Linked DNA regions of Homo sapiens: region 2 is linked to region 1. A link is a contact called in ENCODE Hi-C or POLR2A ChIA-PET data. All regions are on one chromosome and are shown on one strand. The core of a region is the stretch at or near the end of the contact, and the rest is flanking DNA. Distances in the headings are between cores, read along the strand shown.

Region 1 (7,227 bases), core at 1,831-4,330:
TACCACATGTGCCAGGTACTGTGTTAGATACTGGGGATTTTAAGATAATAGGATATAACTCTTGCCCTCAGTGAGAACACGCTGAACACTAAAGGTAGGTGAAGGGAATCTGGAAGGTCTGGAGGGTCTAGCTATGAGTTTTTCAAAAATATGATCTGAGGAAAACAAAATTGGCCTTGAGTTGATTGATAATTGTTGAAGCTGGGGATTGAAACATGATAGTTTAATATTACTATTTTGTCTCTTTTTTCCATGTTTGAAATTTTACATAACAGAAAAGTTAAGAAAAAAATATGTAATCTGGGGCCATAATCTGTAGAACCGCATGGAAGAGACTGATTGAAACACAGATTCTCTGGCCCCACCACGGTCCTAGTCAGCTTCTTGATGGGGTTCAGGAATCTGCATTGTAAATAAGGTCTTTGTATGAGTCCTATGCCTACTAAAATTTGAGTTCCTTGGCAGAGGACACAGTACATTCCAAGACTGGAGGCAGAAGAAAGAAGGAAAACTTTTTTTTTTTTTTTTTGAGACAGAGTCTCACACTATTGCCCGGGCTGGAGTGCAATGACATAATCTTAGCTCACTGCAGCCTCCGCCTCCCGGGTTCAGGCGATTCTCCTGCCTCAGCCTCCAGAGTAGCTGGGATTACAGGTGCCCGCCACCACGCCTGGCTTATTTTTTGTATTTTTTAGTAGAGATGGGGTTTCACTATGTTGGCCAGGCTGGTCTTGAACTCCTGACCCTGTGATTCGCCCACCTCAACCTCCCAAAGTGCTGGGATTATAGGCGTGAGCCACCGTGCCTGGCCGGAAAACTATTTATCAGAGAAGAAAAACTTCCTTGGAAGCCACTTAATGAGATCAGACAATTTCAGTACTATGTAGAGGACCTTTGCAGAGCCTGAGTCTAGGCCAAGGCATCTTAAATTGTAATGTACACAGGAATCACCTGGGAGCTTGTGAAAATGCAACAGGTTAGAGTGGGGATTGAGAGCCTGCATTTCTAGTTATCTCCCAAGTTAGCCGCTGATGCATTGCTGCTGGTCTGGGGATTGCACTTTGATAAGCAAGGGTTGGGGTAGCCTTAGTATTTTACAGATAAGAAACTGAGGCCTAGAGAGATGAATACTTGCTCTGTTGTTGCAGGCATTGATTCTATCATTTTGTGCTGCTATCTCCTAAGGATGCTGAGCCTTGGTAGGAGCCTATTACCAGTTGGATGTCATGAGCAGGCGGCACTTTAAACATAAAGATTGCAAACCTGGGGCTGAGCTGCAGTACAGATTTCTTCTCAGCACCTTGGGAATGGTCCAAGGAGTTGCAATGTGGCTGTTCTGCCACAGTCTGTTATTTCTTATCACTGTTACTGCATCTTCCAGGTCTGGTCTCTTGAATTCTATGAGAGTTCTTTGGCAATCATTAGACCTATTGAATGCATAACCCTATGCACTAACATATGCCCAGATTTATCTCATATATATATATTGTTGTTGTTGTTAAATGCTATTGCATTGAGCAAGTTTTGCAACTCTATCCTGAGTTGCAAAGACAACATGGGTAGACATCTATTAAATGTACTTCCTAATATTGGGACAGGAGTGAACTCCTTGATACAGGAAATTCCATGTCACACAAAGCTTGTAAGCTCAGGGAACTGATTATCCCAGGCGGGTACAGATTCAAAACTGCTTTGCTTTCTCACCCTCCTTGAAGGATAGATAAGATAGTTAAGCATCCTTAATGAAAAAGGATGCTTGGGGGGGTACTTCCTAACCTTTGAGGAAGAGGTTGAGGTTGAGTCAAAGAAGCTGTCCCTGTCCTGTTTCCCTGTCAGTGACAGAACTCAAGACAGGAGGACCAAAGAACTGACCCAGGGGCACGTTTCGTGATCACTAATTTCCAGGTAGTGAAGACTCAAGACATTTCTTAACAAAAAACATTACCAGAACCGCCGCACCCCCCATACTCCCCCACACATTCTTTTTTTTTTGAGTCGGAGTCTGGCTCTGTCCCCCAGGCTGGAGTGCAGTGGCGCGATCTCAGCTCACTGCAAGCTCCGCCTCCCGGGTTCATCCCATTCTCCTGGCTCAGCCTCCCAAGTAGCTGGGACTACAGGCGCCCGCCACCACGCCCGGCTAATTTTTTCGTATTTTTAGTAGAGACGGGGTTTCACCATGTTGACCAAGATGGTCTCGAACTCCTGACGTCGTGATCCATCCGCCTCGGCCTCCCAAAGTGCTGGGATTACAGGCTTGAGCCACCGCACCCGGCCTCCCCCACACATTCTCTGCCTATCTTGAAGCATCTCTTACTCTGGTCTTGAAACAATTTCTGCTGAAATGACTCTGAGTTAGAACGCCCTGTGATCTTTCCTAAAGACCTGAGCATGCCTCCTTGACATGCATCGCATTTACAGTTATATCCTTTCCCCTTGATCCAATGACTCATATTCCCTGAACCCTTTTATCTAAAAATGCTAAAGAGGGGACAAATGATTGGTAAGCAGAATCTCCTGGCCACTGCAGTCCCAATCAGAGTGAGGTTTGAAAGCTTTTCTTAGGCTCAGAGTCCAGGGAAAAGTTAATTTTTGGTTCTCGGCATGTGGACTTAGGTTTCTGTACCGGCGAGGAGTAAGGATGTGGAATGAGTAAACTCCCTGGGAGGTGGGGGGTGGGGAGGGGATGGGGCCTCCCTGGAGCCTCGGGCCATTAGTAATCTGCTTTGTGAATGGAGTTAAAGGAGGAGGGGGCTGCACATACTTGGAATTCCTTCATCTGGGTGGGCTCCTTCTCTCCAAACTTTCAGGATGTGGGAAATATAAGATGAAAGAAGCTGCATTTCCAGCCTATCAGGTTACAGCGTGGAAAATGGAGAGGGAAAGAAGTAGGGGGTGGAGAGTGGGGCGGGAGAAGGCCTCCCCGAGAGGGGCCAGGGAAACCCAGTTTGAGAACTGGCTGGGGAGAGTGAGAAAGAAAGAGTGCTGGGGCGGTCAGATCACGTTTCACATCACATCAGAGCTGTGGAATTTCCTCTCTTCTAGGGGGAGCCCTGTGAAGATGAAGTTGGTTTAAGGTTAGTCGGTGATGAATAATAGCCCAAAGGCGACTGATGGAGGGTGTTACTAAGTGACTGGTGTTTACAAGCAAAGCTTTGGTGGTGGGGTTGGGAGGTGGGAGCGGGAGCCATCTTCAATCTGAGTTGTTCACCAAATTCTGTGACCCGAGAATGGAGTCCATGTATGGATTTTATTTGTGTCTGACCTCTGTGGTATGCAGAGTCCTGAACACTCGGGCTGAGAAGGGGAGCAAAAGAAATGGGAAGGTAATTAGAAAAGGCGGGAGAACCTCCAGCGTGGGTAAGGGATGCAGGGCCCTCCGGGCACAATCAGTTTCTGCTTTGTGTCTCTGGCGTCCCTGGGGCGGTCCTGGCAGGATCTGTTTCTGTTCTACTTAATCCACGTGCTCCACACCACTCAGTTGTCACTGCCTGGCTCTCCGAGGACCTTACCTCCCCAGAGATGCGTTTATTTTTTAAGTGTACCCAGGCGGCTGTCCCTCCTTATTTTCTGTTATGAGAAAGAAAGCTCCACCCTGGGTGTGAAACAGAAGTGTGAAACTTCTGCGAGGCCGGGTAAGTGGCTCCTGAGGCCAGGTACACCCTCCTTAGGGAAGAATAAAAACAGTGGAAGACCACTGGGGTCAAGTTTGGGCCTAAAATTAAATAAAGGACAACGGGAGGGAAAATGGAACCAAGCAACTGGGCTGGTGGTGGCGTGTTAGGAGAAAAAGAATGTTTATTAAACCCTGATACCAACCACAGTCGGGTAATGTATTGTTCTAATATTATGACGAATAGAAAGTTATTAGATGGCATATAAATCATCACATACTACACATGACAAAAATATTGCTTGTTTTGAAAAAATTAGAATACAATAAAATACGCTTGTCACAAACCATAGCAAGCTTCATTTCATCTTTTTTCTCCTGTTTCAGAAAGCTGTTTAGGATTTTGCAGTATATCAGGGTCATCATTTTCAAACATCTATTAGTGCCATATTGTAGTCGCGTGAGAGGTTCAGTTAATAAAGGTTTCTGGTTGATAGATGGCTAGAGCAAACAGACTTTTGCACTATCTTCTCTGAATTGCTACTGAGTTATTACAATACACTGAGTCCATATTTTATCACTTTACAAACCATACACTCATATTTTCCCCTCCTCCCTCCCTTTCCAAACACTACCACCTCCAATAGTTTTGAGAAAAATAAATAGAATATTTCCTCCTCTTTGCATTAACTCCTCACAGCTCCCTTTCCAACACGAGCTGTAGCCTTGAACCTTGCTGGACTCAACTCCATTGCCTAATCCTTGCTGGTTTTGACACCCACAGTCATTTTCTAAGACTGGCTTTTTTTTTCTTTTTTTTTTTTTTTTCGTGAGGCCTATTAAATTTGGGATAGGTAGTATATTTGAACTGGTCCTTCTGGATTTCTGAGTGGTTTCCTAAGAACAGGTAAGGGTAGTAACTTGAGTGGTATTTCCTGTGTGCCCCAGTGAAATAAGTCAACAGCATGTTTTTCTAAGTTGAAATGAAAATTAATATTTTTTTTTGAGATAGGGTTTTGCTCTGTCGCTCAGGCTAGAGTGCAGTGGTGAGATTACAGCTCACCTTGACCTTCCGGGTTCAAGCAATCCTCCCACCTCAGCCTCCTGAGTGGCTGGTACTATAGGTGCGCACCACCATGCCTGGTTAATTTTTTTTTTTTTTTTTTTTTTTTTTGCGGGGGGGCAGGTATTTTTTGTAGAGACGAGGTTTTGCCATGTTGCCCAGGCTGGTCTTAAAGTCCCAGATTCAAGTGATCCACCCACCTTGGCCTCCCAAAGTGCTGGGATTACAGGCGTGAGCCATCGCACACAGTGGAAAATTATTATTTTTGAGACGGAGTCTCGCTCTGTCGCCAGTCTGGAGTGCAGTGGCACAATCTCTGCTCACTGCAACCTCCAGCTCCCTGGTTCAAGTGATTCTCCTGCCTCAGCCTCCCAAGTAGCTGGGATTATATGCACTCACCATCACGCCCAACTGATTTTTGTATTTTTAGTAGAGACGGGGTTTCACCATGTTGGCCAGGATGGTCTCGATCTCCTGACCTCAAGATCCGCCCGCCTCAGCCTCCCAAAGTGCTGGGATTACAGGCGTGAGCCACCATGCCTGGCTGGGAAAATTAATTTTTGAAAGTCCTGTAGTCAGCCTAGTCCACCGTAGCCTGCTGTTGACCTTAGTTTTGGAAGAGCTAAGGACTCAAATGTTAAAATTAGAACTGACTTTCAGTACTGGCCCTACCTACCAGCTGAGTACCTTATTTTTATTTAACGAACACTTATACAACATATACGAGGTACCAAGCACTGTTCTAAGTATTTTAGAAATATTTGCTTGGCTAATCCTCATAGTGGTGTTATTGTAATATAACACTATTATGAAGTATGTTGTTATTATCCTCATTTTACAGATGAAGAATCTGAGATGTAATTTGCCAACCTATGAACCTGAGTTTCAGCTCACTGCCCTAGCATATCCCCAGTTGGCTGGAGGGATATAGCCCTGTTTCCACATCTGCCTGCATGCAACTTTGAACAAATCACTTGGCATTGCTAGGAGGCATATGAGGGGTATGAAACTGTAGGCGGCAGGGGAGACAGGGCCTTTACACACACATGAAAAAGCAAAGAGCATGTATTTGGTACCCTTTTAGGGAGCGAGAGGAACGGGAGATTTCTCGGGCTGTTCCTCCCACCCCCATCCCTGCATAGAGCAGCATGTTTGGGTTACTTCAATACCTTCTTATAATTCAATTCACAGCCTCAGCCTTGTACCATTTCCGTTTCCTTGAACTGCATCTAGACGTGATTCTGGTCCCCACCAGCTTCTGACCTCATTACTCATTCTGTTTACAGCTTGGCCTCACCCTTCAGACTGCCCTGATTTCCCAGATAGGAATTTGGCTGCCCTCACTGACTATGATTCAGATTTTCGCCCCAGCCACATTGCACCAGGCCCTCCTGTGTCCACACCCCTCCGCTCAGGCTGGCACCCTGGGACCCTCACCTCCTTCCCTCACTGAAACCCCTGTCAAGGATCAGGCAGGTCTCTATAAAATACATCCCACCACGGAGAGTCTGGGCAGGATTACGGAGGATCTTGAAGGAAACTTGGGAAACTCTTGAAGGATTTGGAGTTGGGGGATAACGTGATGAAGGGGGATAGATTAGAAGGAGGTAAGGCTGGAGGCAGGGGCCTCTGTCAATGAGCTATTGCAGTGACACAAGTGACCCAAGGAAGGGCTGAGGGGGGTGCCCTGTGGAAATGGAAGTGAAGCGTGAATGGGAGACAGAAGATGAATCTCAGGACACTTGGTCATTGCCTGGATTTGAGAGGAATGGGGTGAGGAGAGTCGCACACCGCGATTCTCCAAGGTTCCCATATGAAGCATCTGGGAAGCTGATGACTCAAGGACGGGACCAGGGTGCTTGTGAGGCAGTGGAAGAGCCTGGCCTCGTGCCTGGCAATTGGGAATAGGCTCAACAAATGTTTACAGGAGGAGGTATATTTATATCAAACCTCTAGATCTAGTCATTAAAATGTTAATGCCTGGCCGGCCACTATGGCTCACGCCTGTAATCCCAGCACTTTGGGAGGCCAAGACAGAATGATTGCTTGAGCTGGGGAAGGTCGAGGCTGCAGTGAGCCGGGATCCTGCCACTGCACTCCAGCCTGGGTGACAGAGTGAGGCCCTGTCTCGAAAAAATAAAAATAAATAATGTGGGTTTTTTGGGTTTGGGTTTTTTTGAGACAGGATATGGCTCTGTCATCCAAGCTGGAGTGCAGTGGCACAGTCTCAGCTCATGTAGCCTCAACCTCCTAGGGTGAAGCCATGTTCTCTCCTCAGATTCAGTAGCTGGGACTATAGATGCGCCACACCATGCCTGGCTAATTTTTCTATTTTTGTAGAGACAGGGTTTTGCCATGTTGGCCAGGCTGGTCTCGAACTCCTGAACTCAAACCATCTGCCTGCCTTGGCCTCCCAAAGTGCTGGGATTACAGGCATGAGCCACCAAGCCCAGCCCCACAAAAATAAATAAAATAAAATAAAATAGGTTGGGAGTGGTGGCTCACGCCTGTAGTCCCAGCACTTTGGGAGGATGAGGTGGGTGGATCACTTGAG
Region 2 (7,227 bases), core at 3,196-5,695, 50 kb before region 1:
GTTCTGTATCCTGATTGTGGTCATGGTTACAGGGGCCTGTACGTTTGTCAAAACACATCAAACTGCGTGCTTAAAATGAGTGCTATTTAGTGTATGTAAATTACCCCTCAATAAAGTTTTTTTTAAAAAAATATGTATTATCGCTGGGCACGGTGGCTCACGCCTGTAATCCCAGCACTTTGGGAGGCTGAGGCGGGCAAATCACAAGGTCAGGAGTTCGAGACCAGCCTGGCCAACATGGTGAAACACCGTCTCTACTAAAAATACAAACAACTAGCTGGGCGTGGTGGCGGGTGCCTGTAATCCCAGCTACTCGGGAGGCTGAGGCAGGAGAATCGCTTGAACCCGGGAGGCAGAGGTTGCAGTGAGCCGAGATCACACCACTACACTCAAGCCTGGGTGACAGTGCAAGACTCCATCTCAAAAAATAAAATAAAATAAAATAATGTATTCTCTTTTTTTTTTTTTTTTGAGAGTGAGTCTTGCTCTATCACCCAGGCTGGAGTGCAGAAGCACAATCTCGGCTCACTGCAAACTCCGCCTCCTGCGTTCAAGTGATTCTCATGCTTCAGCCTCCCGAGTAGCTGGCATTACAGGTGCCCGCCATCATGCCCAGCTAATTTTTGTATTTTAGTAGAGACGAGGTTTCACTATGTAGGTCAAGCTGGTCTCAAACTCCTGACCTCAAATGATCCACCCGCCTCGGCTTCCCAAAGTGCTGGGATTACAGGCATGAGCAACCACACCAGGCCCTATTCCCTTTCTTTCTCCATCAATTAAAATACGTTGGATTTGGCTGGGCACAGTAGCTTACACCTGTAATCCCAGCACTTTGGGAGGCTGAGGTGGGTGGATTACCTGAGGTCAGGAGATTGAGACCAGCCTGGCCAACATGGTGAAACCCTGTTTCTACAAAAAATACAAAAATTAGCTGGGCATGGTGATGCGTGCGTGTCTGTAACCACTGCTACTTGGGAGGTGAATTGCTTGAACCTGGGAGGAGGCTGCAGTGAGCCAAGATCATGCTACTGCACTCCAGCCTGGGCAACAGAGCGAGACTCTGTCTCAAAAACAAAAACAAACAATAAAATAAAATATGTTGGATTTAGGAATACATTCTAGTGCCAAATATACATTTTAAGTTATCTTTCATTTTAGATTATTCATACTATCATATACTTTCCCCATGGATTGATGTAAATAAATGAGAATCGGCTCGATAGCCAAGTTCGCTTTCTTTTTATTTTTTATTTTTTGTTTTTTAGAGACAGGGTCTCACTCTGTCACCCAGGGTGCAATGCAGTTGCACCGTCATAGCTCAGTATCACCTCGAACTCCTGGGCTCGAGTCACCCTCCTGCCGAAGCCTCCTGAGTAGCTAGGATTACAGGTGCATGCCACCATGCCCAGTTTATTTTTATTTTTAAATAGAAATGGGTTCTCACTATGTTGCCCAGGGGGTTCTTGAACTCCTGGCCTAAACTATCTGCCTGCCTTGGCCTCCCAGAGTGCTGGGACTATAGGCGTGAGCCACTGCACTCAGCCTCCAATCTCACTTTCTAACTGACTTGCAGTATAAAATTGGACAGATGTGTCATGAGGAGTTGGAAGGAGCAGACACTGGGATCATGAGAAAGTGAAAGTATACTTAAAGATACCACACATTTTTTGAAAAATCACTACTTAGAGGGGAAAAGTATTTTTCTTGTGAAATATTAAAAGCTTGTCACAGGCCCAGGTGTAGTGGCCCATACCTGTAATCTCAGCACTTTGGGAGGCTGAGGCAAGAGGATCACTTGAGTCCAGGAGTTCAAGACCAGCCTGGGCAATACAACAAGACTCCACCTCTACAAAAAAATTTATAAAAATTAGTCAGGCGTGGTATGTGTGCCTGTAGCCCCAGCTATGAGGAAGCTGAGTCAGGAGGATTGCTTGAGACCAGGATGTTGAAGCTGGAATAAGCCATGATTGCACCACTGCACTCCAGCCTGGGTGACAGAGTGAGGCCCTGTGTCAAAAAAAAAAAAAAAAGCTTGTCACAAAACAAGGTGATCATGGTGACAGCTCAGATTAATGTAGGGCCTGAGGGAGCCACTTTTTTTCTTTCTCTTTTTTTTTTTTTTTTTTGAGGTGGAGTTTCACTCTCGTTGCCCAGGCTGGAGTGCAATGGCGCGATCATGGCTCACTGCAACCTCTGCCTACCAGGCTCAAGCGATTCTCCTGTCTCAGCCACAGCCTCCCGAGTGGCTGGGATTACAGGCACCTGCCACCATGTCCAGCTAATTTTTATATTTTTAGTAGAGATGGGATTTCACCACGTTGGTCAGGCTGGCCTCGAACTCCTGACCTCAGGTGATCCGTCTGCCTTGGCCTCCCAAAGTGCTGGGATTACAGGTGTGAGCTACTGTGCCCGGCCAGGAGCCACTTTTTTTCTACTCAGCAAGTTTTCTCCCCCACTTCCACTACTGCCTTCTCATAATAGCTCCTGTTTCCCTCTGTCTTTGAAGGAACTTTTCTGGAATCTGCACCAGAACATTTTTGCTTTCATTTCATTGGCCTTAACTTTGTCATGTGTCCAAAGCTAGCTGCAAGAGAATCTGAGGAATTTCCTGTTTATTCTTAAGGAAGGACTCACGACTTGCTAAACATAAGAGGTTCTAAAGTAAATAAATAAATAAATAAAAATAAAACTTTGGCTGAGTGCAGGGACTGACACCTGTAATCCCAACATTTTAGGAGGCCAAGGCAGGAGGACTGCCTAAGGTAAGGAGTTTGAGACCAGCCTGGGCAACACAGCAAGACCCCATCTCTACAAAAAATTTAAAAAATTAGCTGGGCATAGTAGCCTGTGCTTATAGTCCCAGTTGCTCAGGAGGCTGAGGCAAAATGATCACTAGAACCCAGGAGTTCAAGGTTACAGTGAGCTATGATTGTACCACTGCACTCTAGCCTGGGTGACAGAACAAGACTGTGTCTCTAAAAGAGTAATAATAACAAATTACTATTTAATTTAATAATAAAATAAATGTAATAATAAAATAATTTTAAAAATAAAAATTAGAAGTCTATCACCAAGGAAGAAAAGGATAATACATATCTGTATAGGCAATAATCTCTGCCCAAAGCCCTGTCTATTAATGGAGCATTTTATATATAAAATGGTGGAATTTTGGAAATTACCAAAATTAATTATTTTTTTAACTTTTATTTTAGGTTTGGGGATACATGTGAAGGTTTGTTCATAGGTAAACACGTGTCGTGGGGGGTTGTTGTACAGATTATTTCATCACCCAGGTAATAAACCTAGTACCCAATAGTTATCTTTTCAGCTCCTCTCCATCCTCTCACCCTCCCCTCTCAAGTAGATCCCAATGCCTGCTGTTTCCTTTTTTTTTGAGACAGAGTCTTGTTCTGTCACCCAGGCTGGAGTACAGTGGCGCGACCTTGGCTCACTGCAAACTCCTCTTCCTGGATTCAAGCAATTCTCCTGCCTCAGCCTCCCGAGTAACTGGGATTACAGGTGCCCACCACCACGCCGGGCTAATTTTTATATTTTTAGAAGAGACAAGGTTTCGCCATGTTGGCCAGGCTAGTCTTGAACTCCTGATCTTAGGTGATCCACCCGCCTCGGCCTCCCAAAGTGCTGGGATTACAGGCGTGAGCCACCGCGCCCGGCCTGCTGTTTCCTTGTTTGTGTTCATAAGTTCTTATCATTTGGCTCCCAGGAAATTACCAAAATTAATTATGTACATCCACATTATGGCCATATCAAAATGATTGTGTTTGTCCATAGTTCTTGAAATGGAAACATACCAACAGCACTTTGTTAAGTGGGAAAAGGTTACTAAAAATACAAGCTCTGGCTCGTGTGGTGGCTCATGCCTATAATTCCAGCACTTTGGGAGGGTGAAGTAGGAGGATCACTTGAAACCAGGAGTTCAAGACCAGCTTGGGCAACAGAGTGAGACCCCATCTCTACTAAAAAAAAAAAAAAAAAAAGAAAGAAAGAAAGAAAAAATACACACACAGAGAGAGAGAGAGAGAGAGAGAGAGTCTGGACATACTCAAAGTATTTCTCTCTGGGGTGGTAGGATTACATCACATAACTTTAATTCACTTTATATTATTATTTTTATAAAAAAACATGTGCCTTTTTTATAAGCAGAACTAAAAAAATGTATTTTCACTTAGAAATACGTGAGCATCTGTGTCTCTCAGGCACTTCCTGAGTGGAGCTGAAAGGCGAGTTGTGGCAGGGTGGGGTTCAGAGTTGGGGGTGTCTTCCCTCCAGCACACAATGGTACTGAGTGACCCGGTGTCTGGGAGCCCCTGGGCAGGGGTATCTGGGAGGCCTGGAGCTCAGGAGCGAGCTCGGTGCTGGAGTTCCAGGAATTAGTCATGAGGGGAAAGCAGCGGTGCTGGGTGTCTCCTTGGCCTCCCAGGAGCTGCTCCCTGCCCTAGAGAGGGAACTACGCAGACTGCAGCACCCCAGACTCCCTGCCTTCTGGCTTCCAGTTGGTTCAATGGGAGGCCCTGCTGGGAGATGAGAGGGTGGCTCCCACAGGGTTGGGTTATACAGGCTGATTTCTCAAAGGAAGGTCACAGCTCTTGTCAGGCAGCCTTCTGGACACGTATGCAGAGCCCCCAGCTCTGGTCCCTGCTCCCTCCTGTAGCCCCCCGGCCCCCACCCCAGGCCCCAGGGAAGGAATGCGCCCCAGGGTACAGCACTGCCCCCTTGGAGTGCTTTTTTATGCTCTCCTTACATTACTCGATTTGAGCTGGCCATTTGAGCTGGCTGTCTGTCTCCTGCCAAGATCCTGACCACCACAGAGGGCTTAGCAGTGAAAAAGGGGAAAGACACCCAAGTTTAAATAGGAAAGAAGAGAAGGAGGTGAGCCAGGGGTGGTGGCTGATGCCTGTAATTCCAGCACTTTGGGAGGCCAAGGCGGGTGGGTCACCTGAAGTCAGGAGTTCGAGACCAGCCTGACCAACATGGAGAAACCCCATCTCTACTAAAAATACAAAATTAGCCGGGCATGGTGGCACGCACCCGTAATCCCAGCTACTCGGAAGGCTGAGGCAGGAGAATCGCTTGAACCCAGGAGTCGGAGGTTGCAGTGAGCCTAGATCGAGCCACTGCACTCCAGCCTGGGTGACAGAGTAAGACTCCGTCTCAATTAAAAAAAAAAAAAAAAAGCTTCTGCACAGCAAAGGAAACAATCAACAAAGTAACAAAGTGAAAAGACAACCCAGAGAATGGGCGAAAATATTTGCAAACTACCCACCTGACAAGGGATTAAAAACCAGAACATATAAGAAGCTCAAACAATAGGGAAAAAATCCAATAATCTGATTAAAAATGGGCAAAAGATTTGAATAGGCACTTCTCAAGAGAAGACATACAAATGGCAAACAGGCATGTGAAAAGGTGCTCAACATCACTGATCATCAGAGAAATGCAAATCAAAACTATAGTGGGATATCTTCTCACCCCAGTTAAAATGGCTTTTATCCAAAAGACAGGCAATAATGAATGCTGGTGAGGATGTGGAGAAAAGGGAAGGAACCCTCCTACGCTGTTGGTAGAAATGTAAATTAGTACAGCCACTATGGAGAACAGTTTGGAAGTTCCTCAAAAAACCAAAAATAGAACTATCATATGATCCAGCAATCTGACTGCTGGGTATATACCCCAAAGAAAGGAAATCAGTGTGTCGAAGAGATATCTGCACTTTCATGTTTGTTGCAGCACTGTTCACAATAGCCAAGATTTGAAAGCAACCTAAGTGTCCATTGACAGATGAATGGATAAAGAAAATGTGGTACATATACACAATGGAGTACTATTCAGCCGTAAAAAGGAATGAGATCCTGTCATTTGCAACAAAATGGATGGGATGGGAGGTCATTACGCTAAGTGAAATAAACGAGGCACAGAAAGACAAACATTGAGGTTCTCATTTATCTGGGAATTCTAAAAATCAAAACAATTGACCTCATGGACAGAGAGTAGAATAATGGTAACCAGAGGCTGGGAAACATAGTGGGACCCTGGTAGGGAAGAGAGGATGGTTGATGGGTACAAAAAAAAAAAATAGAAACAATGAATGTGACTATAGTCAATAATAATTGAAGTGTACATTTAAAAATAACTACAAGAGCATAATTGGATTGTTTGTAACACAAAGGATAAATGCTTGAGGAGATGTATACCCCATTCTTCATGATGTGATTATTACACATTGCATGCCTGTGTCAAAACATCTCCTGTACTCCATAAATATTTACACCTACTATGTACCCCAAAAATTAAAAATTAAAAAACAATTGGCCGGGCACAAGTGGCTCACACCTATAATCCCAGCATTTTGGGAGGCCCAGGCTGGTGGATCACTTGAGGTCAGGAGTTTGAGACCAGCCTGGCTAACATGGTGAAACCACATCTCTACTAAAAATGCAAAAAATAGCAGGGCGTTGGGGCGCATGCTTATAATCCCAGCTACTCGGGAGGCTGAGGCAGGAGAATCACTTGAACCCGGGAGGCAGAGTTTGCAGTGAGCCGAGATCGCACCACTGCACTCCAACCTGGCCGACAGAACGAGACTCCATCTAAAAATGAAATGAAATAAAATAAGACAAAATAAAAATACTAAATACTCCATAATTTAGGGATACATACCTATAAAATAAAATGTTATTTTAAAGTGAAAGAATGCTGCTATGCTGTTAGCCAGGTGCAGTACCTCACATCCGTAATCCCAACAATTTGGGAGGCCGAGGCGGGTGAATCACTTGAGCCCAGAAATTTGAGACCAGCCTGGGCAACATTGCAAAATCCTATTTCTATAAAAAATTTTAAAAGTTAGCCGGGCACAGTGGTCACGCCTGTAATCCCAGCACTTTGGGAGGCTGAGTTTGGAGGATTGCTTGAGGCCAGGAATTCAAGAACAACTTGGTCAACATAGTGAGACACCCATCTCTACAAAAAATTTAAATATTAGTAAGGTGGGCTGGGCACGGTGGCTCACGCCTGTAATCCCAGCACTTTGGGAGGCTGAGGCGGGCGGATCACGAGGTCAGGAGATCGAGACCATCCTGGCTAACATGGTGAAACCCTGTCTGTACTAGAAAATACAAAAAAATTAGCCAGGCGTGGTGGTGGGCACCTGTAGTCCCAGCTACTCGGGAGGCTGAGGCAGGAGAATGGCGTGAACCCAGGAGGTGGAGC

What was found. Hi-C counts contacts between places; a loop is a spot of excess contacts on that map. ChIA-PET counts read pairs that join two places held with the same protein, here RNA polymerase II (POLR2A). Pooled maps may share reads with other maps.
Region 2: POLR2A ChIA-PET joins it to region 1 with 13 read pairs in WTC11. The contact joins two enhancer-like sites. A Hi-C loop is called at or near these places in 33 of 168 maps with a recorded cell type or tissue (Caco-2, Calu3, G401 and 23 more), 5 of 37 single-sample maps with no recorded cell type and 28 of 50 pooled maps. POLR2A ChIA-PET finds 5 or more read pairs at or near these places in 41 of 52 experiments (A549, A673, AG04449 and 32 more).

Annotation. Positions count from the first base shown.
Region 1 is chr6:37,133,509-37,140,735 of GRCh38, reverse strand. No RefSeq gene overlaps it. Among named protein-coding and RNA genes, the nearest start is that of PIM1, 33 kb to the left of the region's middle. RefSeq lists an enhancer at 2,462-3,298. Within about 2 kb of position 3,080, at least 18 of the 41 ENCODE cell types and tissues checked have a DNase peak (open chromatin) inside an H3K27ac peak, as active enhancers do.
Region 2 is chr6:37,184,694-37,191,920 of GRCh38, reverse strand. No RefSeq gene overlaps it. Among named protein-coding and RNA genes, the nearest start is that of PIM1, 18 kb to the right of the region's middle. Within about 2 kb of position 4,445, at least 5 of the 41 ENCODE cell types and tissues checked have a DNase peak (open chromatin) inside an H3K27ac peak, as active enhancers do.